Linked DNA regions of Homo sapiens: region 1 is linked to region 2. A link is an interaction called in ENCODE POLR2A ChIA-PET data of the cell type or tissue named here. Cell type or tissue: endothelial cell of umbilical vein. All regions are shown on one strand. Each heading gives the region's core, and the rest is flanking DNA. Links, peaks and the distances in the headings are about the cores only.

What was found. Peaks named below come from ENCODE experiments on the same cell type or tissue, not always from the same donor. Only the 100,000 strongest peaks of a DNase experiment are listed, where the experiment ranks them.
Region 1: POLR2A ChIA-PET joins it to region 2 with 6 read pairs; 2 of 35 experiments call an interaction of 5 or more read pairs at or near these places.

The regions. Positions count from the first base shown.
Region 1 is chr1:170,589,835-170,595,228 of GRCh38, reverse strand. No RefSeq gene overlaps it. Among named protein-coding and RNA genes, the nearest start is that of GORAB-AS1, 60 kb to the right of the region's middle. In endothelial cell of umbilical vein, for the core only: no CTCF peak of the experiment used is centred there; no DNase peak of the experiment used is centred there.
Region 2 is chr1:170,491,577-170,496,970 of GRCh38, reverse strand. All of the region lies in intron 1 of GORAB-AS1 (GORAB antisense RNA 1), which reads left to right. Among named protein-coding and RNA genes, the nearest start is that of GORAB, 38 kb to the left of the region's middle. In endothelial cell of umbilical vein, for the core only: no CTCF peak of the experiment used is centred there; a DNase peak (open chromatin) is centred at 2,400; H3K27ac peaks cover 480 bases.

The sequences.
Region 1 (5,394 bases), core at 223-5,222, 98 kb before region 2:
AAGTCTTGTACCCAGTGTGACGTAGGCTTCTTCAGGCATAATGTGTTTAACGGACTCTTCCTAGCATTCCTGTCTATAAAATATACTCTAACCATAGAAAGTAGTTGCATATGAAAAATCTAAAAATTCTTGTTAAATCAGTGGCTATCAGATTTATCATCCACTATGAAAATATCTCTAAATTAATTAAATTGGGTCAAGACCGAAATAAATAAAGCATAACTCACCAAGTTCATTATAGGTATTGACAAACACACCAGTTTCTCCTAACAGTGTCTTTGAAGGAATGCTTGAGTTTTGCTTAGTTACTACATGAAAAAGATAAACAGGTAAAGGGGGGTACTCCTAGTCTCTAATTGTTAAATTCATGATTATTTTGTATTTATTTGTTTGAATAAAAGGGTGATTGATGCAGTAAATTTTCTAAGGACTTGAAAAAACAAAGGAAACCATTACAAGATTAACTATCACAAATCACTTTTTAATTATCAGATGCCAATGAAAAAGTCAATGATTCACTTTGGGCCCTTGATTTTGCCTAAGTCAGGATTCTAGCTAGTATGAGAATGATTGAGGCTGTAGACCACGGCACTACTGGAAAAAATACCCAGCTCTTTGGGACTCTGTCATCATGGGGATTATGGATGCCAGGGGCTCTGGCAGAGTTTGGACCTGTTTTAGCCTTGCAGTCACATTTCAGTGGGGGCCTGACCAAGGAAATGTGGGAAAGGTGTGTCTTCCTTTTGCCTCTGTGAATCTCTGCTGACGTTGGCCAGACAGCTGCCAGGGGCTAACGATGTGCTTCAGATCTTCATCCTGTGGCCTGTGAGGTAAAGGCAGCACTTTGCTAACAACCAAACAGATGGACATCTCTCAGCAAACAACCAGACCGTATTCTACTCTGGCTCAGGGATCAGAATCAACCCTGCTGATTTATTTTAAGACTTTGCCAGTGGGAATGGAATTTAAAACAGTTTTTACGTCCAAATGCCAAATGGGATTTGACACACATGTATACATTCAGTTTTAGGACCAGGGAAATTCCAGGGCCTTGGAACTTGGGGTTCCCAGTAGCTCCATTCTCCTTCCAAATGCTGACTTCTTTGGCCTCCCCTACAAGCATTACTATGCGTTATCCCTGCCACAGAAATTCCATCCATGGACGATGGTGAATATTACAGATTTCTGTCTCCCTTTAACACCTGGCAGCCTAGGAAACAAACAGCTAAATTGAAGCTAACTTAAGTTGATTTCCTTTAAGCCATAGAAATAAAATAATGCATTTTTTTTACCAAGATATAGTAAATACATAAATATACTAAGGCTTTTAGTCACCTCATGTTGCTTCCAGAAGCCAAGCAAATGTTTTTCTGGTATTCATCTTAGGAGTACATTGTTTCCAAAGATGCCTTATGCTAATCTGTGTTAGTTATGCCTTACTTTCACTTTGTGAGCTATTTCAATGTTGTGATATCCATTTTACGAAAAGAACAGAACACCTATTTCCCTGTGTTTCTACTTTTCCATGTCATGTCCCACCTACACCTACATTAGTACTAAATTGACTTCTTCCAGGACGTTTGCCAAGTGTCTGTCTAAGTTTTTTCTTCCCATCTGCCAGGGTGCTCCCTGATATTGACAAAGATTGTCTCCAAGCCTTCTCTGCCCTTCCTTGGTTTGCTTGTTCGTGTTTTCCCAGTCTGAGGTTAGACTGACTATGGGGCTTTCCACAGAAGAAGGGGTTTGGATAAGCCAGCAGTTTAAGCAGGTTTTATGATCAGCCAGTGTAATAAAATGCATTCAGGGGTCACCCGAGAAACTTTAATCAGCACCAGGGGTCACTGGATAGCACTTCTAGACAGGAGAGAAAGAAATGAGGAACAGAGACTCAAAGAGGAGGAAGAGTTGGGGGAAGGGGATAAGAATAGAAGGTTCTCAAGTTATCTGAAATAACTTTTAAAAATAATCAATGTGTTTTGCAATCAGAAATGGTAAAAAGAGCCATAATTGCCCAGCGGAAACTAGAGATCTGCTGCAAATTCAGATGAGAATTTTACCCAAAGCTTAATTTTTTTCCCCTCGTGCAGTTTTGCATGAAAGTTTGGCCTTATGACTGGTCTCGGGATGGATATCAGATATCTCACCCTGAAGGGAGAAACATTCCCACCAAATCCTTCTCTCCTGAAAGAAAAAAAAAAATTCTGCATCCAATAATCAGAGCCTGGGCAGACAAATTGGCACCACTTTTTTTTTTTTTTTCCTCCAGCCTCCCTTTTATTTTCTGTGAGAAATAAGACTGCAGACTTGAGTCACAATTCACAAATATTTGGTAGTATTATGTTGCAAGAAACTGAGGGGGAAAACCAGAAGGTAATTCTTAAAAGCTTTGCCTTCACTCATGCAAACAAACTTTATGCTTCTCAATAAATCTCCTGTTTTGTAAGTGGCCATTAAAATAACAGATCATTTGATTAAAATTCTGTTTTCTTTTCACAACAGTCATTTGGAATTTTTTGGGACCTCCAAATGTGGTCTTGGCCATGATGTCATTAGCATTTTATTAACGCATTCAAAAGGTTAAAAGCTCTTAGTTTTTATAGGGCTTTTAAAAGCAAACATTTGATTGTCTCTTGCATAAACTGAGTCTGAACCCATTAAAATGTGACAACAACTTCAGAACTGACCCTGTTTAAGGGTAAAAAATTGATCAAGGATTTGCCACATTTTTAATTGCATTCAGTGAAATGAAAACTGAACTGATGCCAATATTTGGGAATGAAAAGAATTAAATCCAGTCCAACACCTTTCAAAATAATAATGATATTTTTTAAATTGGGGTTTTTCCCTTTTAGAGTTGAATGATTCTTTATGGCACAAAAATAGTTTATAGTTAGAAAAGTTTATTTTTCCCTCTCTAGTTCAGTCACAATGCAGTCAGTCTGTCATTAAAAATAAGATGGAAAAATATTTTAAATGTATGTTTCAAGCATCCTGGCCTGGAAGAAAAAAACTGTTCAGGGCAGCAACAGTAAATTTGCCTTTGTTGTTTATTTGGATAGAAAACCATCTGTGGCTGTATAGATTTGGAATTATGTTACCGAACTTTTAGAACTAAAGACTCTTATTTTTAAATTAGGCACCTCGGAGAATTATGTCATAAATCCACAATAAAATAATAAAATCAGTGGTACTGGAGCATATGTAGCCATTTATTGTTATTTTCCACTTTGCCTCATTTTCATCATATATATTTTTAGATTGGATTGCCCCATCCCATTGAATGATCTTTTGTACACAAAATAGAAAATTCCTGCCCTCCCATCCCCCAATTTGCACTCTAAATTAAACTATATTAGCTCCATTCTATTTTTTTTTCTATTTTTGCCTCACTGATTATGAAGAGTTTTCTACTTTTCTTTATTGTTCTTATTCATTAATTTTTAGTGACATTTCCTATTCTAGTACACTCTGTTTTTCAGGGCATATTCACTCATTTATTTATTTATTTTTTATCCCTTACAAATGAACTACTGAAAAACCATCTTCCTGAGCCTTTCTCTTAATTGCTCCTGTGTTCTGAGGCATTGGGGGAACTACATAACTAGCAGGAGCCGATCAGCAGATAAGCTTGCATAACACGCACTTAATTATACAAACAAGTCTTTCTGGAGAAAGTCTTCTGACAATTACCTCCCGAAATAAATATACCTCAGTGACTGTCAATAGTAATAAAACCCACACAATCATTTCTTAAAGCTTTTATTGTTTGCCTGTAATTAGCATGTTGATGTGATTAAAGCTACGTTTGACTTTTGATAAACCCCAGACTCCTATAGATAACATTTCCAGCAGTTCAAAGCTGCTTTCATTAGACGCGATATTTATCTGATTTGTAACCAATCAATTGGAAATAAAACTTTCCTACGGCATGCCGTTAAAAGAGCCAGCAGCAGCCCTAGTTTCCTCAAGCCCCTCTCCTAGTCTAAGTCCTTGAACGAGATGGATTCCATATGGTTAGGAGAAAGGGGCAGGAACTGGAAAGGTATAGAATGTAGCTCTGCGAAGAGCCCCTTTAAATTCACTGCCTTATTTCTACATGCTGCTGTTGGAAGGCTCGGTAACTGCTGTAACCAATTTTCTTGAAAAATACACTTTTGTGTGGCAGCAGAAGAGCCTGCAGAACTGGGGTTTGTTAAGGGCATATTTGCGATGTTTACTCAGTTTCCATATTTTACAGTTTATGTCCGATTCTTTTATCAGACCCTTTTGATCCTGATTTTCACTTTGTGCTCTTTGACCTTCCCCCAAGTTATTTCTCCCTCTATTTCCATACTATTCCCATTGTATATATTCTTCCTTCCCCGCTTCCCTCCCTGTCTTCCTTCTCCTCTTCCTTCCTTCCTTCCTTCCTCCCTCCCTCCCTCCCTCCCTCCCTCCCTTCCTTCCTTCCTTCCTTCCTTCCTTTCCCCTTCCCGCCTTCCTGGCTTTTGGTTTTTATACATTTGTCTTCTATAACAATATTTAGTTTGCAACCAATTTAATTTTCCTTGTGCAAAATTACAAAACTCTACATTCTGAAGTTTTAACAAGTACATTTTCAAAAATTTATCCAACTTAGCAAATATGCCGAAGATGTGCTAAAGGTCCCCAAGTGTTAGAGGAGTGCTGAGCTGCTAACAGCATCCCTACATTATCACTGTTGTGACGTTGCATCCTACATCTTTTCTGTGTAATTTTGCCACAAATGCATTTATTCTTTTCTCGGTAGAAAGAATAAGGAAAAAGGAGAGAAAGAAAGTCAATCCACCTTCAAAATCTGTATATATTTATTCAAAGCACTTCTTCTCTCTTGCCCTCCATACTCACCAGACATTTTATATTTTTAGAAATGAAATAGGGGAAGGAAAATATTTTCTATAATGGAACTAGTGTTGACATGCAAACCTTTATGGATTTCCAGCCATGCCTCATTAAAATCTCTCTTTAAATGTATGGTAAACATGTGCATAAATGTTATATATGCTATGCTTTTAAAACGGTTTTAAAATGAATGTACACAAACAAAATATTTTATTGCTATTAAAACAAAAACATGAAATCTATATCTGTGAAGCCATTTACACTAATCTGAACATGTTCAAAGGCCTTCCATTTGTATTTAATTGTACAGTTTCTCAGCACTCATTTCAAATGTTTTCTCAAACACTGTAATTTATAACTTCATAGATAACCCCATATAATTACAATTTTACTTAAGCACATATGTCTTTGCATTGATAATTCAAGGGCATTGTCTTGAAAATGCCAGTTCTTTCTAATCTTAAAATGACGTTATTTATGACATTAAATATCTTGGAAATGAATACCATTTATATATGTATAATCTAGAGGCAG
Region 2 (5,394 bases), core at 161-5,160:
GTTGAGTCTGGTTGATTCCACCTGACAATCACCTTCACAACTCATGTCAGGAGGCACCTCTTTGGTAAAACCTTTCATGACATTTCCAAACTCCAGGAAGAACTAACAGCTTGCATCTCTGTGCTTAGTGTGTTTTATATACCGGTGATAAATACTATAAAGGATGTTTCCAAATCTATCTCTCCAGCTAGATTGTGTGTCATTGAGGGTAGCAATTCTGTTTATATTTTTTAATAGAGGCAGTGTAGCCAGTTAGGAAGAACCTGATCCTCAAAGCCAAACCCAATTTCAAATTAATTTCACTGCGGTGTGTTGTGTTGCCTTGAATAAAGTACTTAAAGCTTAGCCTCAGTTACCTCATATGTGAAATGTGTCTAGTAATGCCTTTTTTTTTTTTTAATGGAATCTTGCTCTGTCACCCAGGCTAGAGTGCAGTGGCACAATCTCGGCTCACTGTAACCTCCGCCTCCTGGGTTCAAGCGATTCTCCTGCCTCAGCCTCCCAGGTAGCTTGGATTACAGGCATGTGCCACCATACCTGGCTATTTTTGTATTTTTAGTAGAGGTGGGGTTTCACCGTGTTGGGCAGTCTGGTCTCGAACTCCTGACCTCAGGTTATCCGCCCGCCTTGGCCTCCCGAAGTACTGGAATTACAGGTCTGAGCCACTGCGCCTGGCCAGTAATGCCTAATTCTATAGAACTTTTTGAATAAGTACAAAAAGGTCCTCACATATTTCATTTCCTTGTATCTTAATTAAACACTATTGCCTACCAGAAACATAGAAACATTCAATATTCTGATGTTCTTGGACCTAGACTGTCCGGGTAACTTAAAGTCTGTTCTCCCTCTTCCAAAAGAAGTTACCGCCTTCTCAGTAAGGATGGCCTGACAGGGGCCTTGGTGATAGCCAGACTTCATCACTGAGTATTTTCAGAGAGACCACAGAGTCAACTGTTCAGGAAACTATAAGAAAGGATGCCATCTCTATGTAGAAAGCTAACTCAGATGATCTCATTCATTCAACAGATAGTTTTGGAGTACTTACTGTATGCCTGTCAACTGTGCCAGATGCTATGAAGATTACAAACTAGTGAATGACAAAGATTTTAAAGTTAAATTAATACAAAATTACAACTAAATAAAGTATTATGAAGGAAAGAAATAAGAGCTGAGATCCTGAGTTCTTTTCCAAATCTAACCTATATGATTCAATGTCTACATTTTCATGAAAGTAGAACATTGACCCACAAATTGCAAATGGAAATTCCAACATCCTTTGTAAATGTGTTCAACTCTACTTATTTAATCTTTTGTTCTATTCTTCCTGATAGCCCATCTAGTCAAAGTCTTCCTCTGGTGGCACAATCAGCATCCCGGCGTCTACGCAGATGTTGTTTCTTTTACCTGGAGCTTACTCCATTCCACAACCTAAAATGTTGTTCATCACCCAGAGCCTAGTTCCCCCACTTGTAAAATGAGCTGGTGAGACTAAATGGTCTTTAAAATTTCTTAGTTCTAGAATACTTTGGTTCATTTAACCTTGCCAGTGAAGGAAGAGGGAAGATTTTGTTCCCTTCATTTTTACTTCTAAATTGCATTTTCTGTGCTTGGTCATCATGATGTATTGTTTTTAGCTTTTCCTCGTATCAGAACTCCAAACAGAAGAAGCTGGAATGTAGGGCATGCATTACATGAAAAGTGAAATGTTTTGAAAGGGCTTTGAAGTGTTGAATAGGAATATTGTATTAAGAACATTCCACTAAATGGAAGAAACCTGGAAACTGGACAAGCTGTGGATGTGCAGATGGTATTACTAACCATCAGTCAAATAGAGAACACAGGCTATTTGTATAGATCGATATGTCATGTGTCTCTATACATTGGGAGGTACCAAGAAGTTGTCAGCAGTTGTTATTTCTGTATGTATTGCCTCCAAGGAGAATAATCAAATTGCCTGTGTTATACAGCCTAGAAATTTCAGTTTAGTCTGTACCAATATGAATGAATCTATTTAAGATGTCTTGTATGAGAAAGGATGCTTTTATAAATGCAAACGGACATAAATGGGTTTGTTTGTGGATGGGTCAGTGAGGGGAGGTGGGAGCAGAGAGGAAGATCCCCTAGCTTAATAGTTCTTTAAAAAATCTTCTTTATTCTAATATTAGACAGTCTACGAACTATAATTATCCAGTGTGCTCCATATCACCCCACGACATTTTACGATTAGAATGTGGGTGAATTGCTCTGCCTCAGCCAACACTAATATTAAAGAACAGCAGAGAGTCCTTTAGGTAAGTCTAAGCATGAATCAGTCAGCTATTGGAGTATTTCAGAGGGGTGTTATTTCTCAGAGATAAGGGAACAAAGAGGTCTTAATATCCGGCTCAGCCAAGGCAGGAAATTGCCTACTTCCTGAGCCAGTGTGGTAGAGGCTGTGGGATGGGAGCCAGATATATTGGAGGGAGGAGGCAAGTAAGTGCTGGAGACCTCAGGATTTTATTGTAGGGCACATGGACTTTGTATGAGAATGTCAAAAACTCATTTTGTCTTTAGCACAGGAAGATGCTTGGCAAAGAGTTAATGACACTAAAGAATTCTTACAAATGTTATGGATGGGTGTTAATTTTCACAGATAGGCATTCATTGTCAGATGTTTATGCTCTCCATTCCTGAAACTCCTCCTGTCTGTGGTATGTGCCAATTTTTTAATTTTAAAGACTATCAATTATCCTGTTAATCTTAAATTCTATTATAAAAGTGTAAAGTACCGGGTTGACCTTACATCCTAGTCCTAATTACATACATATGTTTTTATAGACCCCTATCCAACCCCATTGACACTAACAAACTAGTTTGCAAAGCTCTTAACCTCTCCTGCTTTCTTTCCCTCATTTGTCAATCGAGAGTGTCAAACTAGATGATCTCAAAGGTTCGGATTCTAAAGAAATGTAGCAGAAATTCCATCAAGTACAAGGCTGTATAGTCAGAAAAGGATTTAGAATCCTAGATACTTGAGTTTAAACCTCTGTACCTCCTATTATCAGATGTGTGACATTGTGAACATTCTCTAATCTTCTCAAACTGGTAACAACACTTGTTACTGGAATAATACCTGAATTAAAAAGTTGTCTAGAATTAAATGTCATAGGACATTAAAGTGTCTGGCAGACATGTATTTAGTAGTTGTTCCTTTTCCCTTCCTTCTCTTCCTTTAGTGTTATTGGAATTAATGGATTTTACTAGTTTTTATTAGAAAAAGAACCTAGATTCAGATAGTTGTATTAAAAGAACAGAAGAGAAAGGTTAATTTACAGGATCCAAAGATGAGTTGAATTTTAGCAAGCAAAAATCAAGATGAAAGTCTATCTATGTAGGGAATAATGTAATCAAAAGTATAATAGCACTAACAAAAAGGTGTATATGGGGAATACACCATGGTGTCTGTTGATATTGAAATGTAGTGGCTGGAGTTAAAATATGTATTCTATCTATCTTTCTATCAGTTAATTTTTACTCAAATGTTTGTATATTGTACACAATGTTCTACATCATTTTCTCTTTTAAAAACATTTTGGTGATCATCTCATATCTATATATGAAAATCTTTTTTATTTCTTATTTACTATTCATAATATACCATTATATGTATACATTATAATTTCTATAAGCAGTATTCTGTTGATGGATATTTAGAAGACTACTATATTTTGCTTTTATAAACAAAGTTGCAATAAATAATCTTGTATACATTTCATTTTTTATATGCATGAGTAAATCTGTAGAGTATATTCTAAACGTGGAATTGCTGGTTAAAGGGTATGTGCACTTATAATTTTGATAGGCATGGTCAGAATGCCCTGCAAACAGATTTTATTTGTTTAAATGTTCACAATCTATGTATAAAAGTGTTTCCTTCAAATCTGAATTTATTTTAATATATTTAAGAGCTGTTTATATTTTCTTTCCTATGATCAGTTTGCTCACATTCTCTGCTCATTAATTTACTGAATGGTTGGGTTTTTTCTTATTGATAAATAGGAGTTCTTTATGTATTAGAGAAATTATATCTTTATTTCTTGTGCAAATATTTTCTCACCATTTTTTCTTGATTTCAATTTTATTGTGAGTGTTGCCATGTAGAATGTTTTCTTTAAATTTTTTGTACCAAGTTTATCAATTTTTCAGTGACCTCTGGATTTTGTTTCTACTTAAATTTTCTCACTTGAAAGAATAAAATATTTTTCATGGCTTTTTTTCTACTACTTTTATGATTGTATTTCTTATACTTAAATATTTGATCAATTTTAGATTTATTCTGGTAAACAATATAAATCTAAATTTATTTTTTTTTCAGGTAGTTACCCAGATTTCCCATAATGTTAGTATATAATCCATATTTTCAATGCTATTTTGAAATGTTCCTGTATCTTTTACTATGTAATTATATGTATTTGAATCTATTTCTGGAATTTCTTTTCTCTCTCATAAGCTTATCTGTCTATTCATGTACAAGCATCTTTTTTAAAAAAAATCTGTTAAATTTTTAATATATTTATAATATGTATTAAAATGTGATAGAATAGCTTCCTTTTCTTGATTTAGTTTTTCAGAAATTTTCTGGCAATTTTTACTTGCTTATTTTTCTGATGATCTTTAGAGATTAGCTTAGTCTTATCAACCCTCTCAAACAAATATATCAAATTTATAAATTAAGTGAAATTGACACTTTCATATTTTGGGGGTATTTCTTTGCAAATACATGGTATTCCTTCCCAGTTGTTTAAATGTGTATGTGTTCATGTGTGTTTATGCTATGTGTATATGTGAATATATGTGCATATTTTGTGACTCTTAGGAGCATTTAAAAATTTTCTTCACTTCTTATTTATTTCTGGTTAAGTGTCTTCCTAAATTTTTGTTGTTTTCAGATTTGATCTAATAAGAACACAGCTTCATGCCCAGGAATTACATATAAAACAGGTGTCTTAGTAGAGTTGAAATGAATAGTTTGTAATAAAGGAAGGAAACAAATCTAGTTTAAACAGGTAGAAAGATACTTAAACAGACCCATACAAGACAAACACAAAAATTACATTTGATACTCATGAAAAGGGGTAATGCTAAAATACCCCTGGTCACCCACTAGATTGGCAAAGATCATAAAGTTTAATAGCATACTGTGCCGATGAGGGTAAGTGACAGGCATTCTTATACATAATTAGTAGGTGGGTACGTTGTTAAACCTCACTGGAGGGCAATATTGTGATAGCTACTGCAGGAGACCAGAATATGCCACCTAAAAAAATGTTTCTTAAGAATTAGATGGTATCTCACTCTGTTCCCCAGGCTAAACTGCAGTGGCATGGCAGTTCACTGTGGCTTTGAACTCCTGGG